2 separate regions of the Homo sapiens genome follow, and region 2 is linked to region 1. A link is an interaction called in ENCODE POLR2A ChIA-PET data of the cell type or tissue named here. Cell type or tissue: PC-3. All regions are shown on one strand. Each heading gives the region's core, and the rest is flanking DNA. Links, peaks and the distances in the headings are about the cores only. Region 1 overlaps FBXO36 (F-box protein 36). Region 2 overlaps SLC16A14 (solute carrier family 16 member 14).

Evidence for each region. Peaks named below come from ENCODE experiments on the same cell type or tissue, not always from the same donor. Only the 100,000 strongest peaks of a DNase experiment are listed, where the experiment ranks them.
Region 2: POLR2A ChIA-PET joins it to region 1 with 10 read pairs; 3 of 35 experiments call an interaction of 5 or more read pairs at or near these places.

Annotation. Positions count from the first base shown.
Region 1 is chr2:229,981,062-229,996,971 of GRCh38, forward strand. It overlaps FBXO36 (F-box protein 36), which reads left to right. Exons shown (of 4, transcript NM_174899.5): 3 at 15,690-15,862. Among named protein-coding and RNA genes, the nearest start is that of FBXO36, 67 kb to the left of the region's middle. In PC-3, for the core only: no CTCF peak of the experiment used is centred there; no DNase peak of the experiment used is centred there.
Region 2 is chr2:230,045,421-230,061,330 of GRCh38, forward strand. SLC16A14 (solute carrier family 16 member 14) reads right to left here. Exons shown (of 5, transcript NM_152527.5): 2 at 13,674-13,946; 3 at 4,341-4,484; 4 at 325-1,302. The coding sequence starts at 13,932. LOC107985996 (a long non-coding RNA gene) reads left to right here. Exons shown (of 2, transcript XR_001739919.3): 2 at 5,429-6,334. It also overlaps the pseudogene RNY4P19. Among named protein-coding and RNA genes, the nearest start is that of SLC16A14, 16 kb to the right of the region's middle. RefSeq lists an enhancer at 586-1,785. In PC-3, for the core only: no CTCF peak of the experiment used is centred there; a DNase peak (open chromatin) is centred at 8,871; H3K27ac peaks cover 1,844 bases.

The DNA of each region.
Region 1 (15,910 bases), core at 3,795-11,794:
GGCGTTGAAATCTCTGTCCTGCCACCAGCCCGCTGTGTGATCACAGCTGATTGCTCCTCCCCTCTGTGAGTCAGTTTCCTCATCCTTAACTGGAGATAATGGTTACTCCATATAGCCACGGTGAGCATTCAATGGCCTGATACAAAGTCAGGCGCAGTGGCTCACGCCTGTAATCCCAACTACTTGGGAGGCTGAAGTGAGAGGATCACTAGAGGCCAGAAGTTTGAGACCAGCCTGGGTAACACAGTGAGACCACCCCCCCATCTCTAAAAAAAACTTTAACAAAATGAAAAGCAAGACAAAATACCTGATATATGAACAGATTTTTTTTTTTTGAGACAGGATCTCACTCTGCTGCCTAGGCTGGAGTGCAGTAGCACGATCACGCTCACTGCAACTTTCACCTGCCAGGCTTAAGCGGATCACTTGAAGCCAGGAGTTCGAGACCAACCTGGCAAACATGGCAAAACCCTGTTTCTACAAAAAATACAAAAATTGGCTGGGCGTGGTGGTGCCTGCCTGCCCAGTTACTCAGGAGGCTGAGGTGGAAGGATCACCTGAGCCTGGGAGGTCCAGGCTGTAGTGCGCTGTGATTGTGCCACTATACTCCAACCTGGGTGACAGAATGAGACCCTGTCTCAAAAAAAAAAAAAAAAGAAAGAAAGAAAAAGGAAAAGAAAAAAAAAATTCCCAGCATGTCCTTATGGTTTGCTGTTGTATTAGTCTGTTCTCACATTGCTATAAGGAAATACCTGAGAATGGATAATTTATAAAGAAAGGAGGTTTAATTGGCTCATGGTTTTGCAGGCTGTACAGAAAGCATAGCAGCTTGTTTTTGGGGAGGCCCCAAGAAGCTTCCAGTCATGGTGGAAGGCAAAGAGGGAGCAGGTGTCTTACATGGCAGGAGCAGGAACAAGAGAGTGACAGGGTGAGGTGCCACACACTTGAGTTTTTTGTTTTGTTTTTGTTTTTTTTTTTGAGAGACCTAGCCTCACTCTGTTGCCCAGGCTGGAGTGGAGTGGGGCCATCCTGGCTCACTGCAACTTCCACCTCCCAGGCTCAAGTGATCTTCCCACCTCAGCCTCCTAAGTAGCTGGGACTACAGGCATGTGCCACCATGCCTGGCTAATTTTTTTGTATTTTTTGTAGAGATGGGGTTTCACTCTGTTGTCCAGGCTGCTTTCAAACTCCTGAGCTCAAGCAATCTGCCTGCCTTGGCCTCCCGTAGTGCTGGGATTACATGCGTGGGCCACTGTGCCCAGCCTCCTTCCTCTATCTGCAAAGCCAACAATGGCAGGTCTTGTCTTTCTCACGAGGCATCACTCTCACCTTGCCTCCGTGGTCATGTCTCCTTCTCTGACTATGACTCTCCTGCCTTCGTCTTTCCCTTATAAGGAACTTTGTGATGACATTAGGCTCACCAGATAATCCAGGATTATCTCCCATCTCAAGATCCTTAATTTGGCTGGGCACAGTGGCTCACACCAGTAATCCTAGCACTTTGGGAGGCTGAGGCGGGTGGATTACTTGAGGTTAGGAGTTTGAGACCAGCCTGGCCAACATGGTGAAACCTCGTCTCTACTAAAAATACAAAATTTAGCCAGGCATGGTGGTGGGCACCTGTAATCCCAGCTACTTGGGAGGCTGAGGGAGGAGAATCGCTTGAAACTGGGAGGCAGAAGTGGCAGTGACCCAAGACAGAGCAAGAGCTTGTCTCAAAAAAAAAAAAAAAAAAAAAGGATCCTTAATTTAATCACATCTGCACAGTTACTTTTGCCGTGTGAGGTCCCATATTCACAGGGTCTGGAGATTAGGACATGGACATCTTTGGGGACGGGCATTATTATGTCTACCACAGTGATTTATATTACTAAATTGCAAAATCAAAAACGTTGCTGAATTTTTTTAACAGATTTGCATTTTTATTTTATTTATTTTTGAGACAGGATCTCACTCTGTTGCCCAGGCTGGAGTGCAGTAGTGCAATCACAGCTCACTGCAGCCTCCATCTCCTGGGCTCAAACAATCCTCCTGCCGGGCGCGGTGGCTCATGCGTGTAATCCCAGCACTTTGGGAAGCCAAGGTGGGTGGATCACCTGTGGCCGGGAGTTCGAGACCAGCCTGACCAACATGGAGAAACCCCGTCTCTACTAAAAATACAAAATTAGCCAAGCGTGGTGGCTTATGCTTGTAATCCAAGCTACTCGGGAGGCTGAGGCAGGAGAATCGCTTGAACCTGGGAGGCAGAAGTTGCAGTGAGCCAAGATTACACCATTGCACTCCAGCCTGGGCAACAAGAGCAAAACTCCATCTCAAAAAAAAAACAAAAACAAACAAAACAATCCTCCCACCTCAGCCTCCTGAGTATCTGGGAGTGCAGGTGCACACCACCATGCCCAGCCAATTTAATTATTTTTATTTTTTAGTAGAGATGAGGTCTTGCTATGTTGCCCAGGCTGGTCTCAAACTCCTGAGCTCAAGCAATCCTACCTGCCTTGGCATCCCAAAGTGCTGGGATTACAGGTATGAGCCACTCAGCCTGGCCCAGGTTTGCATTTTTAAGAATCAAAACTGTCATGTTTATTAATTTAAACATTACTCTTAACACTACCAAGTATACAGAACTGTTAGCATGTGAATAAGAATGTTGCTTAATACAGACTACTTCCATTCCAATCCTGGCCCTAAACCCACTAGGTATGTGACCTTAACCAAATTATTTAATCTTTTTAGGTCTCAGTTCCCTCAACTGCTGATAATGGGAATAATAATGGCATCTATCTCACAGGATCCTTATGAGGACTAATTGAATGAAGTGCTTAGAATTTGCCTGGCACATAATAAGTACTCAAAAAATTCCAGCTGTTGGAGTTTTTAATATTTAAAAAGTGAAAATTGTTTCTCTCCTCCAAGCTCCCTTCCCCAGAGACGACCATTCTAAATAGTTTCATTTGTATTTGAATTCTTTCTGTTTGAATTGTATATATGTTTATAAAAATAAAATCAGGTTGGGCGCGGTGGCTCACGCCTGTAATCCCAGCACTTTGGGAGGCCGAGGCGGGTGGATCCCGAGGTCAAGAGATGGAGACCATCCTGGCCAACATGGTGAAACCCTGTCTCTACTAAAAATACAAAAATCAGCTGGGCATGGTGGCACGTGCCTGTAGTCCCAGCTACTCAGGAGGTTGAGGCAGGAGAATCGCTTGAACCCTGGAGGTGGAGGTTGCAGTGAGCCGAGATCATGCCACTGCACTCCAGCCTGGCAACAGAGCAAGACTCTATCTCAAAAACAAACAAAAAAAATCAAATCAATTACATCTTTAGGTTTTATTTTTTTTTTATTTTTTGAGTCGGAGTCTCGCTCTGTCGCCCGGGCTGGAGTGCAGTGGCGTGATCTCGGCTCACTGCAACGCCGCTCCCGGGTTCACGTCATTCTCCTGCCTCAGCCTCCCAAGTAGCTGGGACTACAGGCGCCCGCCAGCAAGCCCGGCTAATTTTTTATATTTTTAGTAGAGACGGGGTTTTACCATGTTAGCCATGATGGTCTCGATCTCCTGATCTTGTGATCCGCCCGCCTCAGCCTCCCAAAGTGCTGGGATTACAGCCGTGAGCCACCGCGCCCAGCCTAATCTTTAGGTTTTTAACTTGTTTTGCTCTTCATATATTATGATTATTTTTCTGTTAGTGTACATAAAGTCCCCTGTTCTTTTGCAAGGATGTATGGTATTCTGTGGGTACAAATACACAATCCTCAATTGATGGGCATTTTCGGATGGTTTCCAGGTTTTGCTGTTCTCACTGAAGCCTTTAGGTACATGCTGGGACATCTATATCTGCACACTTACATGAGAATGTCAGTAATATGGATTCCTACAGGGGGAATTGCTATATCCAAAGAGATATACCTTATAAATTTTGATAGATTTTATCTGAGGGGTGCATTCTTGAAAATCTTGCAGAATTCAGGGTTAACGTGACCAAGGATGGTCTTTCTGTGAACTGGCTCGCATGCCACTGCCACAGGATGCAGCGCAAATGGCATTTGCAACACATTTGACCTTAATAATTATGCCAACTTTATAATTATGCTACTCTTGAAAGAATTTTAAGTTGTGTGATTTACATTATTTTAACATTTGCACCTAAAATGAGACTTCATTAATATTTTGATGTCACAATATTTCAATTTAGAGTAATTTAAAATTTACGTAAAATACCAGTTACTTTCTTATCCTCACAAATTGCCCTCCAAAAAACTGCTGTGTTAATTATACTCCATCCAATAGGAGGTAGGTGTTTTCTTACCCCTTTTGCCACCATGCCTTGTTCCATAATCCATTTTCTCTAGGTTTCTTTTTTAGACTTATACGTCAGCCTTTAACTTGGGCCTTTATTTTCTCATTCCTAACTAACACCTCTTACAACACTCCTCCCCTCCTTGCTGCCCTCTCTGATCAGCTGCCCTTTGTCTTCAGCCTTGATCTCTAGCTTCTGCATACCTTGGGTTGGGTTCTGCAAGTGGATGGTGAGGTGGGAGAGTGCAGGAGGTAGGAGCCTGGGAGGCTGGCTCTGGGCTGCAGAGCAGAGAAGGCAAATCCAAATAAAATCTTACATTTTGTCATTTATTATTAACTGATGTTTTAAGATTAAAAATTGAAATAATGCACATAGTAAAACAAAAGTTAAATGAATTTGAAAAGTTTTAGGTTAAGCACTGTGGCTCATGCCTGTAATCCCAGCACTTTGGGAGGCAAAGGTGGGAGGACTGCCTGAGCCCAGGGGTTCAAGACCAGCCTGGGCAACATAGTGAGACACTGTCTATACAAAATTAAAAAAATTAGCTGGGCATGGTGGCATATGCCTGTAGTCCCAGCTACTTGGGAGTCTGAGGTGGGAGGATGGCTTGAGCTAGGAGGTCAAAGCTGTAGCTAGCCATGATTGTGCCACTATACTCCAGGCTGGGGGACAGGATGAGACCCTGTCTCGAAACAAATAAATAAATACAATAAAAATGAAAAGTTTTAGCATGAAAATAAGTCTCCCTCTGACCCTGTGTTTCTAGTTCCAGGACAACCATCATTAGGAGTTTCTGTTATATCCTTATAAAAATGGTTTATGCATACATACAAGAATATGTTATATATTAACACAAAAAGGACTGGGCAATGTAGCTCACACCTGTAATCTGAGGACTTTGGGAGGCCGAGGCTGGAGGATCACTTGAGCCCAAGCAGTTCACGACCAGTCTGGGCAATGTGATGAAACCCTGTCTGTATAAAAAATGCAAAAATTAACTGGGTGTGGATTCACGTTCACCTGTGGTCCCATCTGCTGGGGAGGCTGAAGTGGGAGGATCACTTGTATACAAGAGGTCACGGCTGCTGTGATTGTGCTACTACACTCCAGTATGGGCAACAGAGTGAGACCCTATCTTAAAATAAATAAATAAGTAAAATAAAATAAACATAAAAATTTTTTTTTTTTTTTTTTGGAGACAGAGTCTCCCTCTGTAGCCTAGGCTGGAGTGCAGTGGTGCCATCTTGGCTCACCACAGCCTCTGCCTCCTGGGTTCAAGCGATTCTCCTGCCTCAGCCTCCCGAGTAGCTGGGACTACAGGCACCCACCACCATGCCCAGCTAATTTTTGTATTTTTAGTAGAGACGAGGTTTCACCATGTTGGCCAGGCTGGTCTGGATCTCCTGACCTCAGGTGATCCACCCACCTCAGCCTCCCAAAGTGCTAGGATTATAGGTGTGAGCCACCACACCCGGCCAAAAAGAAGAATCTTATGCATTGTATCCTGTAGCTTGCTCTTTAAAAGTTTTCAAATTCAGAAATATTTTAAACCTACAGAAAAGAACATTACAGAGACTCTGGCTGGGCACAGTGGCTCACACCTGTAATCCCAGCACTTTGGGAGGCCAAGGTGGGCAGATCATTTGAGGTCAGGAGTTCAAGACCAGCCTGGCCAACATGGTGAGACCCATCTCTACTAAAAATATAAAAAAATTAGCCAGGCGTGTTGGCGCACAACTGTAATCCCAGCTACTTGGGAGGCTGAGTCGTTTGAACCCAGGAGACAGAGGCTGCAGTGAGTCAAGATTGTGGCCATTGCACTCCAGCCTGGGCAACAGAGCGAGACTCCATCTCAAAAAAAAAAAAAAAAGAACGTTACAGAGACTCAATACCACTAACAAAAGATGTTAACATTTGTCCTATTTACTTCATTTCATCTAAATTGTCACTTTTTTGTTGTAATCTGTTCATAATATCCTCTTCTTTTGATGTCTGAGGATCTGTAGTGTGTTCTCTTTTTCATTCCATGATAATGGTAATTTACATTTTCTCTAATTTTTTTCTTAATTAATCTTGCCAGGGGTTTACTTCATTCATTAACTTTTTTCATAGAACTAACTTTTAGCTCTGTTGATTTTGTTTTTGTGAGTTTTTAAAAAGTGATTTCTGTTCTTACCCTTATTTCCTTTCTACTACTTTCCTTAAGTCTGGTTTGTTGTTCTTTTTTAGCTTCTTGAGATGGAAGTATAAATCATTATTTATTTATTCATTTTATTTTATTTTTTATTTTTGAGATAGGGTTTTGTTCTGTCATCCAGGCTGGAGTGCAGTGGTGTGATCATGGCTCACTACAGCCTTAACCTCCTGGGCTTAAGTGATCCTCCTGCCTCAGCTTCTGGAGTAGCTGGGACTACAAGTGTGCACCACCACACCTGGATAATTTTGTAGAGACAGGGTCTCACTATGGTGCGCAGGCTGGTCTTGGGACTTATCTCTAACTCCTGGCCTCAAGCGATTCCTCCCACCTTGGCCTCCCAAAGTGCTGGGATTATAGACATGAGCCACTGCACCTTGCCTAAATCATTGTTTAGAGCCATTTTTTCTCCTCTAAATTTTCTTTAACTGCTGCTTTACCTACATAGACAAGTTTTGATAACTTGCGTCTTTATTCTCATTCATTTTCATTCAGTTAAAACATTTTCTAATTTCCATTTTGATTTCTTCTTTGACCCTTAGATTATTTAGAAACATATTGTTTAATTTACAGGTAGTTGGAGATTTCTTAGTTACTTTTTTTGTTCTTAATATTTAGCTAAATTACATGTGGTCAGAGAATCTACTCAAAATTATAACGTATTTTTTTAGATAACCATCTCAAAAGTATAGAAAATTATTTCATATAAATATTTCTAACATCTATTATAAACGAAAACTCCTAGAAAGCTAGTAATAGCTTTGTCCTGGATGTAAACACTTTTGCTTTTATTTACTGTTCCAGTGTTTCTTTCTGCAGATATAAACAAATTCATAAATATGTTTATATTCTGGTACCCGTTTTTTACACAAATAGCATTCTGCTCCTGCTGTTCAACACTTTACCTTTTCACCAGTATATCCAGGAAATCGCTTCATGTCTTTGGAGATATTCTTTGTTTTGTTTTGTTTTGTTTTTGTTTGTTTGTTTTTTTGTTTTTGAGACCGAGTTTCACTCTAGTTTCCCAGGCTGGAGTGCAGTGGCGCGATTTCAGCTCACTACAAGCTCCGTCTCATGGGTTCAAGAGATTCTCCTGCCTCAGCCTCCTGAGTAGCTGGGATTACAGGCATGCATCACCATGCCCAGCAAATTTTGTATTTTCTTAGTAGAGATGGGGTTTCTCCATGTTGCTCAGGCTGGTCTCGAACTCCTGACCTCAGGTGACCTCAGCCTCCCAAAGTGCTGGGATTATAGGCGTGAGCCACCATGCTGGCCTGTTTTTTTTTTTTTTTGTTTTTTTTTTTTTACCGCATAGTATTTATGCTTTAATAGAGTATATATGCTTTATACTAAAGCATATACTATATACATATCATATATATGCTTTATCTGCATATAATATTTCTTTATATGTAGGCATCAAAATTCTAATGATAAAAATTGGGTTGTTTCCAATCTTTTCGTATCACAGATAATGCCAAAATGAATAACTGTGTGCACAGATCATTTCAGTGTGAGATTGCTGGCCAAAAGATAAATGCTTACTAAGTTATAATTTTGAGTTAATGGTTTCTGGTATATAAAGAAATGATACTGATCTTTTTTCAGTAGGATTTCTTGACTTTCGTCAACTTTTGTATGTTGACATTCAGATCATTTTGTGGTAATGGCAGTTTTTCTTTCTGATCATGATGTATTTTTATTTTTATTTATTTATTTTTTTGAGATGGAGTTTAGCTCTTGTTGCCTAGGCTGGAATGCAATGGCACAATTTTGGCTCACTGCAACCTCTCCCTGCCAGCTTCAAGTGATTCTCCTGCCTCAGCCTCCTGAGTAGCTGGGATTACAGGCATGTGCCACCATGCCTGGCTAATTTTGTATTTTTAGTAGAGACAGGGTTTCTCCATGTTGGTCAGGCTGATCTTGAACTCCCCACCTCAGGTGATCTGCCCGCCTCAGCCTCCCAAAGTGCTGGGATTACAGGCGTGAGCCACCACGCCCGGCCATGATATATTTTGTTTGTTGTTTGTTTCAGAGTCTCGCTTTCTAGCCAAGGCTGGAGTGCAGTGGTGTGATCTCAGCTCACTGCAACCTCTGCCTCCCAGGTTCAAGCAGTTCTCTGCCTCAGACTCCAGAGTAGCTGGGATTACAGGCACCCACCACCACGCCTGGCTAATTTTTTTTTTTTTTTTTTTGTATTTTTAGTAGAGACAGGGTTTCACCATCTTGGCCAGGCTGGTCTTGAACTTCTGACCTCGTGATCCACCCGCCTCGGCCTCCCAAAGTGTTGGGATTACAGGCGTGAGCCACCGCACCCGGCTCATGATGTATTTTTATATTTTCCTTGTTTTGTTCTTTCTGTGACCTCTAAAACAATGCTGAATAGAGATGGTGATAGTGGGCATTCTGGTCTTATTTCTGACATTAGAGGTTATATACCATCATGATTGGAGGGTGCATTGTAGAGCAAACTCCCTGGGTTCAATCCTAGTTCTGCCGCTTTCTCATTGTGTGATCCTGAACAGCCACTTATCCTTTCTGTTCCTCATTTCCTAGTTTCTCTCTCTCTCTTAAGTTCTCTCCATATTCCAGAACTCCTTTTTTTCCTCTATAAGAGGGGAATAATAATAGTACCCATCCAATAGGGTCATTGTGAGGGTTAAATTATATAATATATATGATATATCTTATATATATTGTATAATATATATAACACACACACTTTATATATATACATATTAGAGCAGTACCTGGCAAATATTGAAGATGATACCAACCCATATTTGTACCATTCATTATTATTGTTACTGTTATTGGGTTTTAGTAACTTCTGTATATCAGGTTATCAGGTTAAGGATGTTCCCTTTTATTACTAGCTTTCTAGGAGTTTTCATTTATAATAGATGTTAGAAATATTTATATGAAATAATTTCTATACTTTTGAGATGGTTATCTAAAAAAATACGTTAATATGGCAAATTCTGTAAGATATTTACCAAAGTTATAACATCCTTGGATCATTCCAGGATTAATCCTACTGGTCAAAATTTGTTTACTTTTTTAATATGTTGGTGAACTCAATTTCCTAATGTTTTGTTTAGAATTTTTACCACATATGTTCCTAAGTAAAGTTTAGCATACAGTTTTCCTTTTGCCTACCATCATTGCTGGTTTGCACAACTTCCTAATTTGAGCTGGGGAGTTCTTCTATTTCTATTCTTTGGAACAAATTGTATACCATATGGATTGGTATATAATTCTTTGAGAGTTTATAAAGCTAATCTGTAAAGCAGTATAGACCTGAAACTTTAGTTAAGGTTTCCTTTTCTTAATTAATCAGTGAATTCATTTTATTTACTGGTCACAGTCTCTTGGGTTTTCTTTCTTTTTTTTCCCCTCCCCCGCCCCGAGTTGGGAGTCTCACTCTGTCACCCAGGCTGGAGTGCAGTGGTGCAATCTAGGCTCACTGCAACCTCCACCTCAAAGCAATTCTTCCACCTCAGCCTCCCTAGCAGCTGGGATTGCAGGCAAGCACCACCATGCCTAGCTAATTTTTGTATTTTTAATAGAGATGGGGTTTCACCATCTTGGCCAGGCTGGTCTAGAACTCATGACCTTAAGTAATCGGCCCACCTTGGCCTCCCAAAGTGCTGGGATTACAGGCATGAGCTACTGTGCCTGGCCTAATATCTTCTTTGACTCCTTAATTATTCAGAAATGTGTTTAAAATTTCCAAATGTTTCCCAGGATTATGAACTGAATGTGTCCCCCCTCAAATTCATATGTCAAACCCCTGACTCCCAGTGTACTATATTTGGACATGGAGGCCTCTAAGGAAGTAATTAAGGTTAAATAAGGTCTTTAAGTTGGGGCCCTAATCTGATAGAATTGGTGTTCTTGTTAGAAGTCGGACCAGAGGCTCACTCCCTGTCTCCTTAAGCTCACAAAGAAGAAGTCATGTGAGCACACAGTGAAATGGCAGCCCTGCACAAGCCAAGAGAAGAAGCTGTAGAATGAAAGCTACCTTGCTGGTTGAGGGTCCAAAGTCTTCTCCTTTTGTACTGCGTGTGACCCTTTCAGTTCAGGCTGGATGGCAGTGTTTTTACCAACATAATTCTCTTAAAAATATCATGGGTTTTCCATAATTCTTATTGGGGTCTACTGCATTAGAGAAAACCACACTTATATATTTCTGTGAGATAAGCACTTCTCTACCTTGGGTTTCTGCTCTTGACTCTTGAGTGACAACACTGTTAAGCTTCATGAAAACCCTAAGGTTTGACTGAATGGTTTTTGACAGAGCATCTTGTAGCCACCTTTCCCCATCTCCAATTTCTTCTTTATACCATGTTTTTCTTCCATTGTCCTAGATTTGATCTTTGCCTGAGAGTCACTTCTTAATTTTAGCTTGTTTGACAGCTGAAGAGGCAGAGAATGTTCAAAAGCAGTAAATCCTGTGTCCTTTTTAAGAGACCTTCCTTTAGCTTGTCTCTTTTCTCTTATCTTTTACTTTAAGCATCAAGAAGAAATCAGGCAGTATGTTCCTGCTCTGCTTGGACATTTCCTTAGCTAAATGGCACAACCCATAAGTTGCATTTTTTTCTCATTTAATCTTTTTTTTTTTTGAGGTGGAGTCTTACTCTGTTGTCCAGGCTGGAGTGCAATGGTGCAGTCTTGGCTACGGCACCCTCTGCCTCCCGGGTTCAAGCAATTATCATGCCTCAGCCTTGTAAGTAACTGGGATTACAGGTGCCCGCCTCCATGCCCAGCTGATTTTTGTATTTTCAGTAGAGATGATGTTTCACCATGTTGACCGGGCTGGTCTCGAACTCCTGACCCCAAGTGATCTGCCTGCCTTGGCCTCCCAAAGTGCTGGGATTACAGGCATGAGCGACCACACCTGGCCCTCACTTAATCTTTTGTCTTCATCTTTAAAACCTCAGAGTCCATTAGACTTCTACTAATGGTTTCTTCTTGGCTCTTCAGGCTTTCACCAACCCTCTCGTCACACTCATTCACATTTTTATGGACTTTTCAATATCAAAGCCACTCTTACATTTTAGGTTCCACTGTGGCAGCACATCTCTTGCAGGTACCCAAGTCTTTATCATCTATTGCTGTGTAACAGATTATCCCAAAACGTAATGACTTAAAACTATAATAATTGTTTATTATCTCAAACAGTTCCAGTGGACCAGAAATTTGGGAGCAACTTAACTGAGTGGTTCTGATTAGGAGACTTGCATGGGGTTGAATGGCACCTCAGTCATCTGAAGAAGGCTTGATTGGGGCTGGAGGATCCCATTCAAGGATGGCTTATACACATGGCTGAGAAATCACTGGTGGTTGTTGGCAGGAGGTTTCAATTTCTTGTCTCATGGACCTCTCCATAGTGCTGCTAAGTGAGGACTAAACTCTGATTTTTTTATCTTGCCCAAATTCCTATCTGAGGGGTCTGGGGAGTCATGCCCTACAAATCATAGTCTCATCAGATGGGTTTTGTTTAACCCTATATATCATAATTTACTTTCCAACCTGACTCTGGCATAACATTATGAGACAAAGAAGAAAATCAACATATTTTACCCCAAAACATGTTGATTTGCCATATTTTGAAATGGCCCTGCAAAGCTGTTCTTTGTGGGGGAAAATTTGTATCTGTAAAGAATCTCTATTAACAGAGCTAGATCTTTTTCTTCCAGACCCTCCCAATCCTAACGAGAGTAACTAAGATCTGAATAGGAAACACTGGTCATTTATTGTCTCTAAGGGCAGCCACTATAAGACTTCAAAAGAACTTGTCAGGACATGGCCGTTGGCTTCTCGCAGAGTGAGTGATCGAAGAGCAAAGCAGAAGCCTTTATGATGACCTACCCTTTGAATATCATTTCTGCAATATCCTCTTTGTTAATAGGGCAGCCCTATTCAGTGTGGGATGGAAATATGCGGGGGTGTAAGTTTAGGAAAAGATAGTCACTGAAACTGTCTTGGAGACTGTCTGCCACATAATCCAACAGGCAGGCGGTGATTTTATGTTTCAGAATGGAGTTTGTTTTAATATACTTTTTTTAATTTCAAAAGAAATATATGTTAGTTACATTTAAAAATACCAAAAAAGCAAGAGTATTTTTTCAAAATACTCTAACCACCTACACTTTCAAACCATCACATTTCATACCTAGCTGTACATGTCCTAAAACTTTTACACTTTATTTATTTATTTATTTATTTTTGGCAGGGACGGAGTTTGGCTCTGTCACTCAGGCTGGAGTGCAGTGGCACGATCTCAGCTCACTGCAACCTCCGCCATTCTCCCGCCTCAGCCTCCTGAGTAGCTGGGACTACAGGCGCCCACCACCACGCCCGGCTAATTTTTTTTTTTTCTTTTTGTTTTGTATTTTTAGTAGGGACAGGGATTCACTGTGTTAGCCAGGTTGGTCTCGATCTCCTGACCTCGTGATCCACCCTCCTCAGACTCCCAAAGTGCTGGGATTACAGGCGTGAGCCACTGCGCCTGGCCAACTTTTACACTTTAAATACTTTATTGGTGGAGACTTTCTAAAGTATATTTGAGCATGCTTTGAACATGTTTTCTTGTCATTTTAAAGTATTCAAAAATTATCTTCAATTATGTCAAGGGCTTTAAATAAGCACTGCTTTTTCTTCTTCTTCTGCTGGTGGGCAGAGGATCTTCACAATACCTACTCTTTAATGCTGAGTTTTTGAAAGGGCTATTCCTCACCCCCCAAGAAGGCCCTTGTACTTTAGAGGGGCTTTGAATGGGAAGCACTTGGAATTCAGAAGCAACTTAAATCCTTAATGCCTCTATTTTCTATTTCTGTATTAATGCCTTAATGTAGGCTAACCTGTTTGGGAGAGAAATCTTATATAGCTACTCTTCTAAGCTGGCACGATTGGGCTTTTACATAAACACAGCCCACACCTTACATCCATTCTGAAATCAGAGAGCCCAACTTCTAGGATCACAGTTCCGCCTGCTTCTGCAGGGAGCCTATTGCCCTTGACAGCTCTGTCCTACTTGCTCCAGAAGGAATGGTTCAGGTTGAATAGGGAAGGTGGTCGCCAAATATTGGACAGTGAATCTAAGAGAGTGCACTTTTTCTCTTCTAAGAGCCATTTTTGGGAAGACTCCATAGTGGAGCTTTCAGAGTCAGAAGGGGAGAAGAGAAACTGACAAAGCCCCCAGTTTTGGGGCCCCTGTGATCTATATGCATACCCCACCATCACCCTGTTTTCCTCTCTCTTAAAAGGAGGTAGTCTTGGCCGGGCATGGTGGCTAATGCCTGTAATCCCAGCACTTTGGGAGGCTGAGGCGGGTGGATCACCAGGTCAGGAGTTCGAGACCAGCCTGACCAACATGGTGAAACCCCATCTCTACTAAAAATACAAAAATTAGCCGGGCATGGTGGTGGGTGCCTGTAATCCCAGCTACTCAGGAGGCTGAGGCAGGAGAATTGCTTGAACCCAGGGGGCGGAGGTTGCAGTGAGCTGAGATCGTGCCACTGCACTCCAGCCTGGGTGACAGAGCAAGACTCTGTCTCAAAAAAAAAAGAGGTAGTCTTTTTTTCCAATATTTAAAAAAATTACACTGGTAATATGGGTTTATTGTACAAAGATCAGAAAATACAGATAGGCCAAAGGAAGAAAATAAAAGTCACCACATTTAACCACTGTTTACATTTAAACATCTATCCTTCCAAACAAGTTTTCATTTCTTGTTTATTCAGAGAACTGGGGGGAAATCCTTTTTTCCTACATCAAACATAGTTAGATAGGCCATTGATTGGTTGATTCTTTATGAACTATTTCCTAATTTGAAAATAAGTGAACAGGTACAGAAAATATTAGGCAAAAGTTAAAATACTATGAAGCATCCAGCCTGAGCAACATAGTGAGACCCTGTCTCTACAAAAAAAAATCATAATAATTTTTATGAAATATTCATGTTTTTCTCTTTGCCTCTTTATATTTTTTCTCTTTCTTTCCTTCCTTTCTTTCTTTCTTTCTTTCTCTTTCTTTCTTTCTTTTTTTTTTTTTTGGACAGAATTTCGCTCTTGTTGCACAGGTTGGAGTGCAATGGCATGATCTCAGCTCACCGCAACCTCCGCCTCCCGGGTTCAAGCAATTGTCCTGCCTCAGCCTCCCGAGTAGCTGGGATTACAGGCATGTGCCACCACGCCTGGCTAATTTTGTATTTTTATTAGAGACAGGGTTTCTCCATGTTGGTCAGGCGGGTCTCGAACTCCCAACCTCAGGTGATCCGCCTGCCTTGGCTGCCCAAAGTGCTGGGATTATAGGGGTGAGCCTCCGTGCCCAGCCCTGTTCCTATTTTTTTTTTTTCCTATCAAATGAAGTTAGGGATGAAAGGAGATGGTAAAGAAGGAAGAAAGTTTGGTGTAGACACAATGTATAAAAATAACAGGCTGGGTGTGGTGTCTCATGCCTGGAATCCCAGCACTTTGGGAGGCCGAGGTGGGAGGATTGCTTGAGCCCAGGAGTTCTAGACCAGCCTGGGCAACATAATAAGACTCCATCTCTAAAAAAAAATTTAAAAAAATAGCCAGGCATGGTGGCACACACCAATAGTCCCAGCTACTTGGGAGGCTGAAATGGGAGGATTGCTTGAGCCTGGGAGGTCGAGGCTGCAGTGAGCCGCGATTGCACCACTGCACTCCAGCCTGGGCGACCCCATCTAAAAAAAAAAAAAATAAGTTAAATAAGAGATCAAATGTCAGCTAAAATTAGGAGACAATGTGTTTTAGACTAATGGACAGTAGCAGGGCTGGCAGAAAAGCCACGTGGACCAGCATCTTTTTCCTCCACATAGCTGCCTGCTTGGAGGGGCCATGAGTACAATGGTAATGCCAAGACCAATTACGTTAGTGGTATAGACTGGAGTTTGGTGCTGATGAGATCAAGGGGATGCAGAAATCACTGTGTTAAACAGTGAGTGTCCCTCAAAGATTCTGATCTCAGGGCAGGGACAGAAATTGGAAACAGATGCCTCAAAAATGCATTCAGTTAGTCCCAAAGGCAGCTCGGTGAAAGTAGGAATGACTTAGCATCATCTAACGTCACTCCCAGGGGAAAAATGCCCTGAAGCTTGTATTTCACTGATTGTTATTATAATTTTTATGTGACTGTATATGATAACCATGTTGGCTTCTTTGAATTACAGGTCAAACTGCCTTAATATTTGGTGCAAGAATATTAGACTATGTCATCAATTTGTGCAAAGGTAAATTTGACTTCCTTGAACGGCTCTCAGACGATTTGCTCCTGACTATCATTTCTTATCTGGATCTTGAAGATATTGCCAGGCTTTGTCAAACATCACACAGATTTGCAAAGGTAACGGTCAATTATTTTATGTCTATATAGAATTTTCCATGTGCTTTC
Region 2 (15,910 bases), core at 4,192-12,191, 65 kb after region 1:
GTGGTGGTGCACACCTGTAATTCCAGCTACATGGGAGGCTAAGGCAGGAGAATCACTTGAACCTGGGAGGTAGAGGTTGCAGTGAGCTGAGAGCGCACCACTGCACTCCAGCTGGGGCGATAGAGCGAGACTCCGTCTTGAAAAAAAAAAAGAAAGAATAGGCTTTAACTTGCTAAAATGTATAAATGAGAAAGTAAAGGGCAGGAATGGGAAGATAAAAGGAAAATGTACACAAATGGAAACCTTCTTCTTTATCTGGGACTTTATAACATAACGCACCATATGTACATGCACTCTGAGCTCTTAAAACCTCAGAGAGTTTACCTGCAAAAGGTGGTCCCAGCAATGCAGAGATGCCATTAGCACAGATGATGATGCCGTAGGCATTGGCCAGGTGTTCAATGCCAACCAAGTCTTCAGTCACTACGGGCATTAGGGAGAAATAACCACTGGAAAACCCTATCAGCGCACAGATGACCGCCAGGCCAGCGTACGTGTGCATCAACGGCAGAATAAAAATACTGAGGACAAGGGTGAAGTTGGCCAACAGGAAGACATTCCAAACACTAATGCAAGGCAAGTCGGCTATGACGCCCAGGATCACTTTTCCAAAGATGTGAACTATTGCTATAATTGACGTCAGAGGGAAAACGTCGTTTTGCTCCGATAAGTTATACAAATTGACGATTTCTGGGAGGTGAATGAAGGGGATGACAAAGCTGCTGTATGCAAACAAAGCCCAGAAAATAAAGGCTACAAACATTCGATTTGTAAATAGAGAGGCTGTCCCAAAGTAGCCCGAATACCAGTCCTCGAAGCCCTTCCTGACTCTCATGGTGAGCCAGCTGACAGTCTTCAGAATCCGGAGGGCACACATGTTCTTCCTGTGCCCGGCCTGATCGGGGCACTCCTGGGCTTGCAGGTCGCAGAGGGTCTCCTCGTTCCCGAGCCCACCATCCTTCTCTTCTGTTCTTCCCTGCTGTCCAGTTGACTTCACAGATTCTGTGGAGTGCGCTGGCAGGCCACGCACATCTTTCTCTCCTGGGTCGTTTGGGTTTTTACCAGGAGAGAGGGGCCTCATGAGCGCCCCACAAACACACAGGTTTAGGGAAACGGCACCTTGGATCAACATGGCATTCCTCCAGCCGTACTCTGCGCACAGGTACTTCAGCAGCACAGTCATTAGGAACGTACCGAATCCGGTCCCCGTGGTGCTGAGGCCCTGGGCGAGGGCGCGTCTCTTCTGGAAATACCTGCCCACCATGACCACCGCTGGCAGGTAGGCCATCCCGCTGCCCAGGCCTGTACAGGCCGACGGGGGGAAGAAAAGACACAGTGCAACATCAGTGGCCATATCCAGAATTCGCAGCAAAGATCACCTGCATTTCCTTAATTAGCATCTATTTATGCTTTTTATTTCTAACAAAGCAATAACACTGATTATTTAAAAAGCAGCTCCCAGGGATAAGCAGCAGAAAGACCATCCACCCAAGCAGGTTTCTAGCCCGCCATTTTCCCCAACAGGCTTTGCTGCACAAGTTCCTCCAATAACAAAATGGAGCAGCATTCTCCCATCAGAAAAATAGAAGCTCCAGGCAGGCAGGCAGGACCATGTATTTTCACCACTGGTGTGCCCAGGACTGCCCAGATCACATGGCACGTGCTTAGCAAGTAGCTGGGAGAATGAACGTCTTCTCTGAGGGCCTCTGCTGTCTTAAGCCTCCCTTGATTGCACTATGTGTCCAGAGACCCCAACCTGGCTCTTTAGTCTCAGCAAAAGGAGTGTTTATTTCCTCGCCTATAACACAAAAATCCCACTGCTAGCCCTATTCACGGGACTATTATAGGGAAGAGTTTCTAATGTACTCAGGGAAAATATCTGACTTCTTTTTTTTTTTTTTTTTTTTTTGAGACAGGGACTCACTCTGTTGCCCAGGCTGGAATGCAATGGTGCGATCACAGCTCATTGCGTCCTCGAACTCCCCAGGCTCAGATGATCCTCTCACCTCAGTCTCCCAAGTAACTGGGACTATCACCGTGTGTGGCTAATTTTTGTATTTTTTTTGTAGACACGTGGTTTCACCATGTTGCCCAAGCTGGTCTCAAACTCCTGGGCTCACGCAATTCACCTGCTTTGGCCTCTCAAAGTGCTCGGATTACAGGTGGGAGCCACTGCTCCTGGCCAACATCTGACATTTTTAAAGAACTGTTTTAACCAGAGGAATATGTTCTAGTGATCTGTTGTACAATATGGTGACTGTAGTTAGTACTAATGTATTCTATATTTTTCAAATTGCTAAATGTAGATTTTAAATGTTCTCATCACAAGTATGTGAGGTGATGGATATGTCAATTAGCCTTATTCAATCATTCTACAATATATACATGTATCAGAACATCACATTTGACTCCACAAATATTTACCATTGTCAATTACGACTAAAATAGAAATATCAAAAATGTATTATGTATAATAAGGGAAAAAGAGAACTGTTATCAGGTCCTTCAATCAATGGTTTTTAAACTATGCTTCAAAGGATACAGAAGTGCTTTATGTGTGTATGTGTATAGATATATATTACAAGAAGCAACTTGCAGATTTATATGGACAGTAGGTTATTATGTTCACCTTCTCCTCCTGTCAAAAGATACATACTTCAGCTCGTATGTTTTATATATATAACCATATTTACCTATTAGCTAACATTTACTGAGCACTTTGCTAAGTGCTTTATACAAATTATGTCATTTAATCATTTCAACAACCATGTAAACTAAGCTCTCTTCATTATACCCATTTTGCAGGTAAGGAAACTGAGGTATAAGTAGGTTAAATAACTTGCCCAAAGTCACACAGGTAATAATAATGAAAAAAGAAAAGCCAGAATTCCAAGCTCACTTTTAACTCTTATGCTAACGCATTCATTGTAGCTCTGTACTCAAAAAGAGTGTCAAGCTGGATTCAGTTTATTTAAAATGCAATTGTACAAGTAATTACTCATCTGTGTGAATCACACTACCTGCTGATAAAGGAAATTGTGGCTGGGAATATATTTTGCATAATGGATATGCAGATTGTGGTGGCTGGCAGCCAATATTAACCTGTTCACTGGGAATGACAACCTAACTGTACTCTAGATTTGCTTCTTCGTCTCTACATATATGTGTGGTTTATGCTATTTTATGAATTTGAACAGGGCTAAAAGAGTAAATTATTATAAGGCCGGGTGCTGTGGCTGACACCTGTAATCCCAGCACTTTGGGAGGCTAAGGCAGGTGGATCACCTGAGGTTGGGAGTTCGAGACCAGCCTGACCAACATGGAGAAACCCTGTCTCTACTAAAAATACAAAATTAGCTGGGCATGGTGGTGCATGCCTGTAATCCCAGCTACTTGGGAGACTGAGGTGGGAGAATTGCTTGAACCCAGGAGGCGGAGGTTGCAGTGAGCCAAGATTGTGCCATTATACTCCAGCCTGGGCAACAAGAGTGAAACTCCATCTCAAAAAAAAAAAAAAAAAAAAAACAAATGATTATTAAAGAGTAAATGAACGTTATTGGTTTCCTTAATCTTTTTTAAAATATTTACTTATGTATTTATGTTTTTTCTTTTCTATTTTCACACAGGAGGCTTTATTATTATTATTATTATTATTATTATTATTATTGAGACAGAGTCTTACTCTGTCAACCAGACTGGAGTGCAGTGGTGCAATCTTGGCTCACAGCAACCTCTGCCTCCTGGGTTAAAACTATTCTCATATCTTAGCCTGCTGAGGAGCTGGGATTACAGGCAGGTGCCACCGCACTTGGCTAATTTTTTTTTTTTTTTGTATTTTCAGTAGAGACGGGGTTTCACCATGTTGGCCAGGCTGGTCTCGAACTCCTGGCCTCAAGTGATCTGCCCACCTTGGCCTTCCAAAGTGTTGGGATTACAGGCGTGAGCTACTGCCCCTGGCCTATTATTTAGCTTATTTCCCACACCACACTGATGTAATTTCCTTAATCTTTGGTCCATTCACCTAAGTCAACGTTACTGCCTTCCTTTTCCTATTCCTCACTGGAGATAGCATTGGCATTTAGAACCAGGCATATGGAAATATAATTTGATTCTCTTAGGCAGGCCAAGTTTTGCTGTTAGGTGGGCTCCCCCCACTTAAGGCATATTAAAATGTAATGTTAAAATGTATTTCCAGGAGTGTAGGGAGGGGTTGGGGTGAAGTGGGGGGGAGGAAACAGAACAGAATGTTTTAATGTGTCTCTTTTCTCCACAATTAAATCCACTGCCAAGATGTCTTATAAAACATTTAAAATCGAGTTTAAAAAAAGCCACATGCTTACCAGCTGCGACTCCAAAAGTAATGAAGAGATAATGCACGTTTGCAGCATAGGCACTCAACACCCAGCCCAGGGAGTTGACGAGCCCTCCAATGATCGCAGTCTGGCGGCACCCACAGGTGTTAATGAACAAGCCGATGAAAGGGCCTGTCACAGAGCATTGGAAAAGGAATTGACTAAAGGTGCTTCCGTTTTATTCTTTCTCATAAATCTTCATGTGAAGACAAAGAATAAAATGTCACTAGAGCTGTTAAATGACACAAAAAGCCCCCATTGCTTTATATGCCAAACATTTTTAGCATGCAAAGATGATTTTAAGTAATTTCATCAGAGAGCACAAGGTTCTGGATTTTCAGGAAAGGCAGACCTGAAATAAATAGACATTCATTCTTTCATCTACAAGAAAACCAGTGGTCTAGGAGCTATCTCTAGCCTGTGGATACATTTTGTCGATCCCATACAAAGTCTAAAAAATGTCTGGAATTAGTTGCCAATGTTTAAAAATTAAGAGGATTCACAAAAAGTCCAGTGGCAACACAGACTACCTTCCCACAGGACCAAAGTTAGTTGGAGCTGTGCAGTGGCTGAGCCCGTTTGACTGGGACACACCCCTTCCAGTTTGCTGCAGTCTCTATCCTTCCCTCTGGTCTTAAACCTGGCCTCAATTACATTATTTCTTTGGCTTCTTTCCAAATAGAAAGACATTTCAGTTTTTGACTAAAATAGAAATATTAAAAATGTATTATGTATAATGAGGGAAAAAAAGAACTGTTATCGGGTCCTTCAATCAATGGTTTTTAAACTATGCTTCAAGGATACAGAAGTGCTTTATGTGTGTGTCTGTGTACAGACATATATTCCAAGAAGCAACTTGGGGATTTATATGGACGGTAGGTTATTATGTTCACCTTCTCCTCCTATCAAAAGATACATACTTAAGCTTATATGTTTTACATAGGTATCTATATAACCATATTTACCTGTTAGCTAACATTTACTGAGCACTTTGCTAAGTGCTTTATACAAATTATGTCATTTAATGGTTTAACAACCATGTAAACTAAGCTCTCTTCATTATACCCATTTTGCAGATAAGGAAACTGAGACCAAAAGGGAGTACAGGAAGGGAGTCTTCAGAACTCCTGGGCTTCAGGCAGAAAACTAATAGCCTGTTTTCATGAGGATACCCAGATTGAAACCAAGCTGAAAAGAGCTAGTTGTCATCACTTCATACAGACTCCCATCCCGGCTGGTGTGCACAGTCTCTGACCAGACCTATCAGGCTATGGAGATTCGGGAATCCATTTCCATTGTGTAAAATGTGACAACACTCACAGCAGCACAGTATTTTATGAGACGCATTCTGATTGTTTCCTTTACGCTGACTTTCTAGTTTTGTTTTGTTTTCTTGTTTTTGTTTTGATACAGGGTCTCACTGTGTCATCCAAGCTAGAGTTCAGTGGTGTGATCACGGCTCACTGCAGCCTTCACCTCCCTGGGATCAAGCGATCCTCCCATCTCAGCCTCCTAAGTAGCTGGGCCTAGAGGCTTGTGCTATCATGTCCTGCTAATTTTGTATTTTTTATAGAGATAGGGTTTCGCCGTGTTGTTCAGGCTGGTCTAGAATTTCTAGGCTCAAGGGATCTGTCTGCCTTGGCCTCCCAAAGTGCTGGGATGACAGGCTTGAGCCATGGCACCTGGCTGACTTTCTAGTTCTTAATTGTCAACCTTCTTTATTCTCCTCCTGATTTTGTAGTAATTTCTGATGTCACTGAAGCTGAAAGCTTATCTTGTGATCAATGATTCCTTGTTTAAATAGGAATCCAGATTTATATGAGCTAGTACTCAATATTCAGTAAGATGGCATATTTTAATTATCTTATTTTTGATCATTACAAAGTTATGAAACCTTATATGCAGATGAACTATATTAAAAACTTGTTTAAAGAGCTTCCCTTTTGGCTTAAACTGAAATAAAGTTTCCTTTAAAGTTCTAACTATATTCATGTGTATATCTGGGTACAGTCAGCTAATGAGTTTATTTTGTCTAGTGGTTTTGTGGGTGCCTAATCCTAAAAACTATGAAGGTGAAGACTTATTAATTTAATTAACTCTGTTGCATTACAGGAAATAATTCAGTAAATTAACTCCTTAGAATAGACTTAATATATTAAACATACTTTTTTTTTTTTTTTTTGAGACGGAGTTTAGCTCTGTTGCCCAGGCTGGAGTGCAGTGGCGCGATCTCGACTCACTGCAAGCTCCGCCTCCCGGGTTCGCGCCATTCTCCTGCCTCAGCCTCCCGTGTAGCTGGGACTACAGGCGCACGCCACCATGCCTGGCTAATTTTTGTATTTTTAGTAGAGACGGGGTTTCACCGTGTTAGCCAGGATGGTCTCGATCTCCTGACCTCGTGATCCGCCCGTCTCGGCCTCCCAAAGTGCTGGGATTACAGGCGTGAGCCACCGCGCCCGGCCTAAACATACTTTATATAAATGTTATTTGTTATTAAATATGCACATTATAGAAATAATATATAAAATAAATGCACTGATAAAAAATCTGATGGAATTACTGGGGTTAACTGAAATTCACATACCGTAAGTTAGAGATACTTGTCTGATTTCTTTACACATTTTTATTTTTGTTTTTCTAAACCCATGGTTACTTGACTATGCCTAGCTTGGATGAGTGGGTAAAAAAAAGAAAAATGCATGACTTGTCAGTTTGCTGTTTGTAGCCTTTTCAAAGGTCAACAGATCACAGTTCAGTAGCACAATCATATTTTCCACTTCACAGAAAGGGCCCAGAAGCAAATTTTTCTGAGGTGCTTTATGAAACATTACATTAAAAAGGCGTTTGAGAAAAAAAAAAGGGAGAAAATTCCAAACTCAGTGCAAATATTCATGTCTGGAGGAATTTTATAAATTTAAAAAAGTATAACTATTTAACTGCTAAAAACATTAACTAAACAGCCAGGCACTGTTACAACTTAATCAACTCTCGCATGCTGGGGCTTCAGTCATTTATGATTTGCAGATGAGCCAAGCGAGACCCAGAAATGCTGTGACTTCTCCATGGTTATAAAATATATGTACATTGAAAAAAAAATAAAAACCCAAGCTTTTTGACTCTCAGTTTCCTCCCTCCTCCCCCCCTTCCTTCCCTTTCTTTCTCTCTCTCTTTCTTTCTTTCTTTTTTGAGACAGAGTTTCACGCTTGTTGCCCAGGCTGGAGTGCAGTGGTGCCATCTCGGCTCACTGCAACCTCTGCCTCCTGGATTCCAGCGATTCTCCTGCCTCAGCCTCCTGAGTAGCTGGGATTACAGGTGCTTGTCACCATGCCCAGCTAATTTTTTGTATTTTTAGTAGAGACAGGGTTTCACCATGTTGGCTAGGCTGGTCTCAAACTGCTGACCTCAGGTGATCCACCCGCCTCAGTCTCCAAAAGTGCTGGGATTATGTGAGCCACTGTGCCAGCTGAGTTTCATTTTCTACCCACTGTTTACTGATGGTCCACTAGCATTGCCAAAATCAAACCACCATTTCCAGAAAATAAAAGAAGTCCCCTCACAATCTAAGGAGAAGGGGGAATCATACAATTGAGATACAATCCTTTGACCATGACTCACACTTTTATAGAGTAATTCAGTGTTTTAGGATGAGATTATTCACATTATCTGACTTTTTCATTTTCAGAAGAAATCTGAATCTTGGACCATTTCCCACTGTAATAAAGTGTCCTGGCCAGGTGTGGTGGTTCACACCTGTAATCTCAGCACTTTGGGAGGCCGAGGTGGGTGGATCACGAGGTCAGGAGTTCAAGACAAGCCTGGACAAGACGGTGAAACCCCGTTTCTACTACAGCTACAAAAATTAGCCAGGTGTGGTGGCAGATGCCTGTAATGCCAGCTACTTGGGAGGCTGAGGCAGGAGAATCGCTTGAACCTGGGCAGCAGAGGTTGCAGTGAGCTGAGATCGCACCACCGCACTCCAGCCTGGGTGACAGAGTGCGACTTCATCTAAAAAAAAAAGTGTCCCACTGCTGTGGGGAACACCCTCAGGAAGTTATATTTTATTGACCCATCCTGGCAGCTGACAGGTTGGAAAAAAGCGCTGGTAGAGGAGCAATCACAGGTGAGCCTTGGCAGTTCTCAGGGATGGTTACAGATGCTTTGAACTCCAGGTCTCTTAGGGTAACCCCTCACCATAGTAAAGAGTTAGGAGCCTCTAAATCAATGAACTGTTTGCCTTAGCTGAACAGTGGTGTTGCTTAGGAGCTTAAAAAAAAATCCTGATACTTGGAGCCCATCCCAGGTGCAGCCTGAGGTGGGGGGGGAAGTTAAAGCTCCCCAGGTGGATCTGATGTGCAATCAAGATTGACAATCACTGCTATAAAGTGATTTAGCAAGTCATTTATCTTGTGTAGCCTGTGGATTCCCCCAACAATAGGGCATCCCCCAAGAATGATTCAGAGCTAGCCTCACAAAGGCTGCTGTAGATACTGTGAAAAGAAAATACAGACTTGGCACCCCAATTCACTCTGCCAAAAGAAAAAAATTAAGCTGAAAGCTGAGTCATGCAAGCAACTGCCTTTCCTTTTATTCCTAAGCAGTTAGTCACAGAGAAAGGGTTATATAGCTCCACAGGTAGCTACTCTATGTTCACCTTATTTTATGTAAAAGTGCTGATTTACTGAGTGTGAGATGAATACAAAATTGATGATTCCCCTATCTGCACCTTTTCTCTTGCAACACGTGGATGACTGTACCCTCCCTTTCTCCTCCAGCCCCCTTTTCCCCTTTAAATGTTGAAGTCCTCAAAATCATCTTTGGAGAAAGGCACAGGTAACAGACTGTTTCTGTGATTCTGTGTTTATTTCTTCTGGGCACCTCCCTACCCTTGGCTAAATTAACTTCCGGATTGATTGAGACCAGTCTCAGATATTTTGTGGTTTACAATACAAATGAGGTGATTACGTTTTATTAAAAGTTGGGACCTTCTGCAGGATGGTGATGAATTCATGCTACTCATGGGGCTGAGGCAGGAGAATCGCTGGAACCCAGGAGGCAGAGGTTGCAGTGAGCCGAGATCGTGCCACTGCACTCCAGCCTGGGCGACAGAGCGAGACTCCATCTCAGAAAAAAAAAAAAAAGAAGAAGAAAAAAAGAAAAAACCACGGACCTTTCTAAATTTAACAGGTAGCCCAAATGTGCTTACAATGATTAGAACGTAAAAACCATTTGTATTATTCATTTCAAGTATGTTTTCAGTTCTCATTTGATGTAATGGCAGGCAGTGTCATAGTAGACACAATTTTGGAGTCCCATGGACCAGGTTTAAAGCCAGTTCTACACTTACTGGCTGTTCAACCTTCAGTAAGTTACTTAATGTCTCTGAGTGTTGCATATTCTTCCTCTGTAAGATACAGACAATGGTCTGGCCTCCAGTGTTGTAGGATCAAATGAGATCATGTACATTAACGTGCATGTGGCATGCAGTGCGTGCTAAATAAAGGAGAGCTGTTACTGCGCGTTTCTGGCTTGGAAAGCTTCCCTGAGGCTGCTCAACAAATCTGCAGCCACCCTGTACCAGGAAGCTTGGGATAATGGACAATAATTTTAGGTAAATAGATAGAATAAAAGACCTTTCATTTATATAACTATGAGGCCTGCTGTGTTATGTTATGATTTCTGAAACTCAGCAAAAAATGTTTATCTGGCAGGCAGCTTTCCCTGTAGAAAGATTAGTCTAAAATCTGAAATTCCACAGTCTGGAATTCAGGGACTCTCAAACAAAATTCTGAACACACAGTTACCTGTCAATTAAATTAAGTATGACCATCACATTTCACCATGAGTTAGGGGTTCTTATTTTGGGGATCATCTTTAAAACCATATCCAATAATTTCAGAACTAGTTTCTGTTGCTTATTTTCATAGGACTTATGAAACATAATATCTAAGACCAACTTATTGGATGGTTTGGAAAATATTGGGACATTTCATATCCTGGCCTTCTTCTGAGTCTTTTTTTGATGTTACTGCGTGCATACACTTCCAAGATTAAATCTACATGTGTTTTGTTTAACCCCTTACAAATATATTTTTAAAAAAGAAAGAAAGCTGGATTTTAAGTGTTCTAGAAACACAGTTTTCCTTTACTAACTTATTGAGAAAAGTAGAATTACAACTGACGTAAAACTTGAAGCCCGACACTGAAATAAACCTACCTGCGTGTTTCCTATGACAAACAGTCCTAGTTTAACAAAACAATGCAGATTTGAAGAAGTCAGTTCAACAATGTTACAGACAAAAATGATTTATCAGTAATTTTCTGACATACATAATGGTGCCTTTATTTAATTTTAAAACTATCCGTATTAATTCCCTTCCAGTAAACATACACACTTGCACACACATGTGCCACACAACTTGAGAAATAACACTTTGTCCTTGTTGTCTATCATTAGGACTACCATTGTTACTAATATTGGTGTTTTTTTTTTTTTTTTTTTTGAGACGTAGTCTCACTCTGTTGCCCAGGCTGGAGTGCAGTGGCGCCATCTCGGCTGACTGCAACCTCTGCCTCCTGGGTTCAAGCAATTCTCCTGCCTCAGCCTCCCGAGTAGCTGGGACTACAGGCGTTTGCCACCATGCCTGGCTAATTTTTTGTATCTTTAGTAAAGGCAGGGTTTCACCATGTTGGCCAGGCTGGTCTCAGATTCCTGACTTCAGGTGATCCGCTCGCCTCAGCCTCCCGAAGTGCTGGGATTATAGACGTGAACCACCGTGCCTGGCTTTAATATTGTTTGTATTATCAAAAATAACATTGCTGGTGGAGTGGCTCACACCTGTAATCCCAGCACTTTGAGAGGCTGAGGCAGGAGGATCTCTTAAAGCCAGGAGTTTGAGATCAACCTGGGCAATATGACAAGGCCCCATCTCTACCAAAAAGTTTTAAAAATCAGCAGGGCATGGTAGCATATGCCTGTAGTTTTAGCTACTCAGGAAGCTGAGGTGGGAGGATCGCTTGAGCCCAGGTGTTCGAGGCTGCAGTGAGTTACGATTGTGCTACTGCACTCCACCCTGGGCAACAGAGTGACACCCTGTTTCTACAAAAAGTAAAAAAAAAAAAAAAAAAAAAAAGAGTTGAATGCCAGCCAAGATCAACAAGTCTCTGAATTGCATTCGAGCAATTAATTACTAATTGGGAATCACTGAAAAGGCACAGATTCCAATCAGACACACATTGGCCTGGCATATGCATACTCGCACAAAACCGAAAAAGATTAGAGGCCGTTTATGTTTCCAGTATAAAATATATTATAAATATTTTAAATTCAGACAATTAGATATAAATATATGGCTTTCACCTTTAAGTGAAACAACTGAAAAACGTCATAGTGGTGGTTATCTCAGAGCATTGTTAAGGGAAGGAAATAAAATTAAATGAGATAATGTAAGGGAAAGCCCCTAGTATATCATAGATGCTTATTCAATATTAATTGACAGTAAGAGTTATTTCATTTTCAAACTGAAACACATTAGCCATCATAGCATTATATTTATAATAACTTCCCAGGTTTAGTATCTCCAGCTGTATAAGATTTGACTTCATAGATTGCTGTGTGGTTAGGTTTAACTAGAAAATAGAAGAATAGGGAGTGTATATTCAGGAAAACTTGAATCTATGTTCCCATGTTAAACAATTTTTTAAAAAAAGAAAATGCAGCCAGATGCAGTGGCTCAGGCCTGTAATTCCAGGACTTTGGGAGGCTGAGGTGGTCAGATCTCTTGAGGCCAGGAGTTCGAGACCAGCCTGGGCAACATGGAGAAACCCCATTTCAAAAGAAAAAAAAAGAAAATACAAGAATATATTGTTATTCCTTTCTGTTAGCTATATATCAGTAAGCTTTCTAGAAACAGTTTAGAAGATTTTTCAATAATGAAAAATCAATAATATTTCAAATTGAAAACATCAGAACTCAGGCTGGGCATGGTGGCTCATGCCTGTAATCCCAGCAATTTGGGAGGCCAAGGCAGGTGGATCACTTGAGGTCAGGAGTTTAAGACCAGCCTGGCCAACATGGTGAAACCTCATCTTTACTAAAAATACAAAAAAATTAGCCGGGCGTGGTAGTGGGTGCCTGTAGTCCCAGCTACTAGGGAGGCTGAGGCAGGAGAATACCTTGAACCTGGATGGCCGAGGTTGCAGTGAGCCCAGATTGTGCCACTGTGCTCCAGCCTGGGAGACAGAGCAAGACTCTGTCTTAAAAAAAAAAAAATATATCAGAACTCTGAAATGAGATTGTTACTGGACTTTTATAGTGTTTTATCTAAAATTTTTACCTTTAAAAGTATTCATAAATGTTAAACAAGCAGAGATTTATAATGGTACATAATGAATTATAATGGTTAGGCAAACAGAGTTTGGGTCTAAATAAAGTTTTTTAAATGACAGTTTTTTTTTTTTTAAAGCCAGTTAAATTTAGCAGTCAGGGGTTGTATACCAACTTTAGTGACACTAATATTAATAAGTTCTGATAATCCACTACCACTGGACCAGCCAAAATGATCAATTTTTAAAATACTCCAAATGTTTAAAATATTTAAATTGTTATATCACACAAGAGACAAGAGGACAAATATTGCATAATTTCACTTACATGAGGTACCTAGAATAATAGTCAAATTCATAGAGACAGACAGTAGAGTGGTGGTGGCCAGGGGTGAGGGAAGATGGGAATGGGGAATTCATGTTTATTGAATACAGTTTCCGTTTGGGAAGATGAAAAAAAGTTCTAAAGATGGATGGTGGTGATGGTTGTGAAAAAATATGAGCGTACTTAATGGGACTCAAAATGCTTAAAATGGTAAAATTATTTTTTTTTTTTGAAAGGGAGTCTCACTTTGTCTCTCAGGCTGGTATGCAATGGCACAATCTCAGCTCACTGCAACCTCCACCTCCCAGGTTCAAGCAATTCTCCTGCTTCAGCCTCCCGAGTAGCTGGGATTACAGGCACATGCCACCATACCTGGCTAATTTTTATATTTTTAGTAGAGACAGGGTTTTGCCATGTTGGCCAGGCTGATCTCGAACATCCGACCTCAACTGATCCACCCAACTTGGCCTCCCAAAGTGCTGGGATTACAGGTGTGAGTCACCGTGCCTGGCCTAAAATGGTAAATTTTATGTTATGCATATTTTATCACAATTGAAAAATAGTAGCTAGTAACATCCAATATCGAATGTTACAACAATATAAAACATCACTTACAGTGGGGAATTGTCATTTGATAACGATTCAGTTTTACGACAGGTCACACATGAACATACCCACTATCAAGGTGATGCCCATGCTGAGGGAGCTGACCCAGGCGGTCAGGCCGCGGCTCTGGTGGAATTCTTCCAGCCATTCCACGTTGAGGACACCCAGGGCCATCTGGGAGCCCATGATGAGGATGTGCACAAAGAAAGAGGAGAGCACCATCATCCAAGCCCATCCGCCATCAATGTTTGGGTGGGGCTTCAGTGTCTTTTTGTCTTTGGGGCCATCTTCAAAATCATACCCAATATCTTCATGACTGGTATACATTTTCCAAGATTTTTCTGAAATACATATAACAAATAATTTCATGGAACATCAAAAGGAAAAATATCTTCATCTTCTTTGTGCAGCTCTACCTCCCCATCAGGGTCAAAGTGGCTCCAGTATCACATCTGATCTTCAGGTTAATCTTTGTCACCATACAGATTTGAAAACACTCCTTACTGTTTCCCAGGAGCAAGTGCTTCTATGAAACCTGTTTCATCTTACAGCCATCACATATATAGGTATTACAATCTTGGGAATAGACTCAGAGAAGTAAGGTGATTTTCTAAGGCCTGTATTTAGTATGGTCAATTGGGAAACTAGGATTTGACCCCAGTTAGTCCTGACTCCAAAGCCCATACCCTGTCTCCCTTATAGAGATGGATACTGACAGGTGACAAGAAAGATGTCAAAGAAGGAAGATCTGGCTTCAGGCAGCCTTTCAGTGTAGCTTCACCTTGGTGGGGTCCCTAGCAGAGGATCTGGTTCTCAGTTTTTGTGGGTGCAAGTGTTAATTTGTTCAGTGCAGCCAGAGTGGATTAGCCTCAGGGGGTCTGGCTCATACTAACCCAGCTCAGGAGAGACTGATAAGTCCAATTGATTACAATGAAAGACATAGCTTTCTAATAATGGTGGTACTTATGTCTCATTATACAAGACTCATACTTTACTCCCCTCCACCCAACCCCATTCCTAGTATTTACACAGGGAACTTAATTAGTTACTAGAAAATTACTTCAAAAATAGGGTATCAGACTAAGGAGTTTGAATAGATACTGTGGTGACATACAGGTCACCAGGTGAGGTTATCAGGTAGGCAGGAGCTAGATCATGCAAGGCCCTTGTGAGCCAAATAAGGAGCTTGTAGTTTATCTTGTACATAATGAACAGCCATTGGACATAATGAGATGGGTACTTTGCATAGATCTATCTCTCAAGATGTTTGAATGAGAGGAGGGAGGCTAGATGGAGCTAGAGGATGCTAGCTCCTCTTTTGTTTGTTTGTTTTCCTGAGACAGGGTCTTGCTCTGTCACCCAGGCTGGAGTGCAGTGGTGTGATCATAGCTCACTGCAGTCTTGAACTCCTGGGCTCAAGGGATCTCCCACTTCAGCCTCCTGAATAACTGGGACTACAGGTACATGCCACCATGCCTAGCTAATTTTCATATGTATATATGTATGTATGTATGTATGGAGAGACAGGATCTCACTATGTTGCCCAAGCTGGTCTTGAACTCCTGGCTTCAAGCGATCCTCCTGCCTCAGCCTCCCAAAATGCTGGTATTACAGGTGTGAGCCACTGTGCCTGGCCTGTTTCATTTTTCATGGTTTTTTTTGGGGGGAGGGGATGAGAATTAAGTGTGTGTATAAAGACTGAGGATAAGGAGCAGGAGTCGGGGGTGGAGAGAGAGAGATATTATGATGATAATGACTAATCCTGGAGATGGTGAAACAGATTGGTCTTTATTAGGAAGAGAGACCCATCCTCTGAGTCTGGAGGAAGGAGGGGGTGGATGAACCTATGATGGTAGTGGGATGGAAAACCACATCTGATGGTTTAATTTCTTTGGTGAAGCAGGAAGTTAGGTTATCGGCTGAGAATGAGGAGGGCAGAGGTTGTGTAGGAGACTTAATGCTCAGAATAATGGAAAAGACTGTTGCCTACAACAAGTGGAAATGATTGCTGGGCAGTTCCAAAGGTCAAGTTGAGCCCTGCAGGGTCCCACTGCCCAGCTATGGCCATGGAGCACCAAGGACAGAGCCAGGGAGCACTCTGCCCCGGAGCTTGCAATAAGCTGGAGGACTTAAAAACAACAAACAACTAAAAGTTGGTCTGCTTTCTAAATCATCACTACATGCCAGCAATTCTAGACAATTACACTGAAAAAATGTTTAGCTGGTCTAAGTTCCAATTATGTTGAATTTTAATTATGTATATGTATGCTTCAAATTAGCTGGTTCTAATTTCTCATCCTTTTGT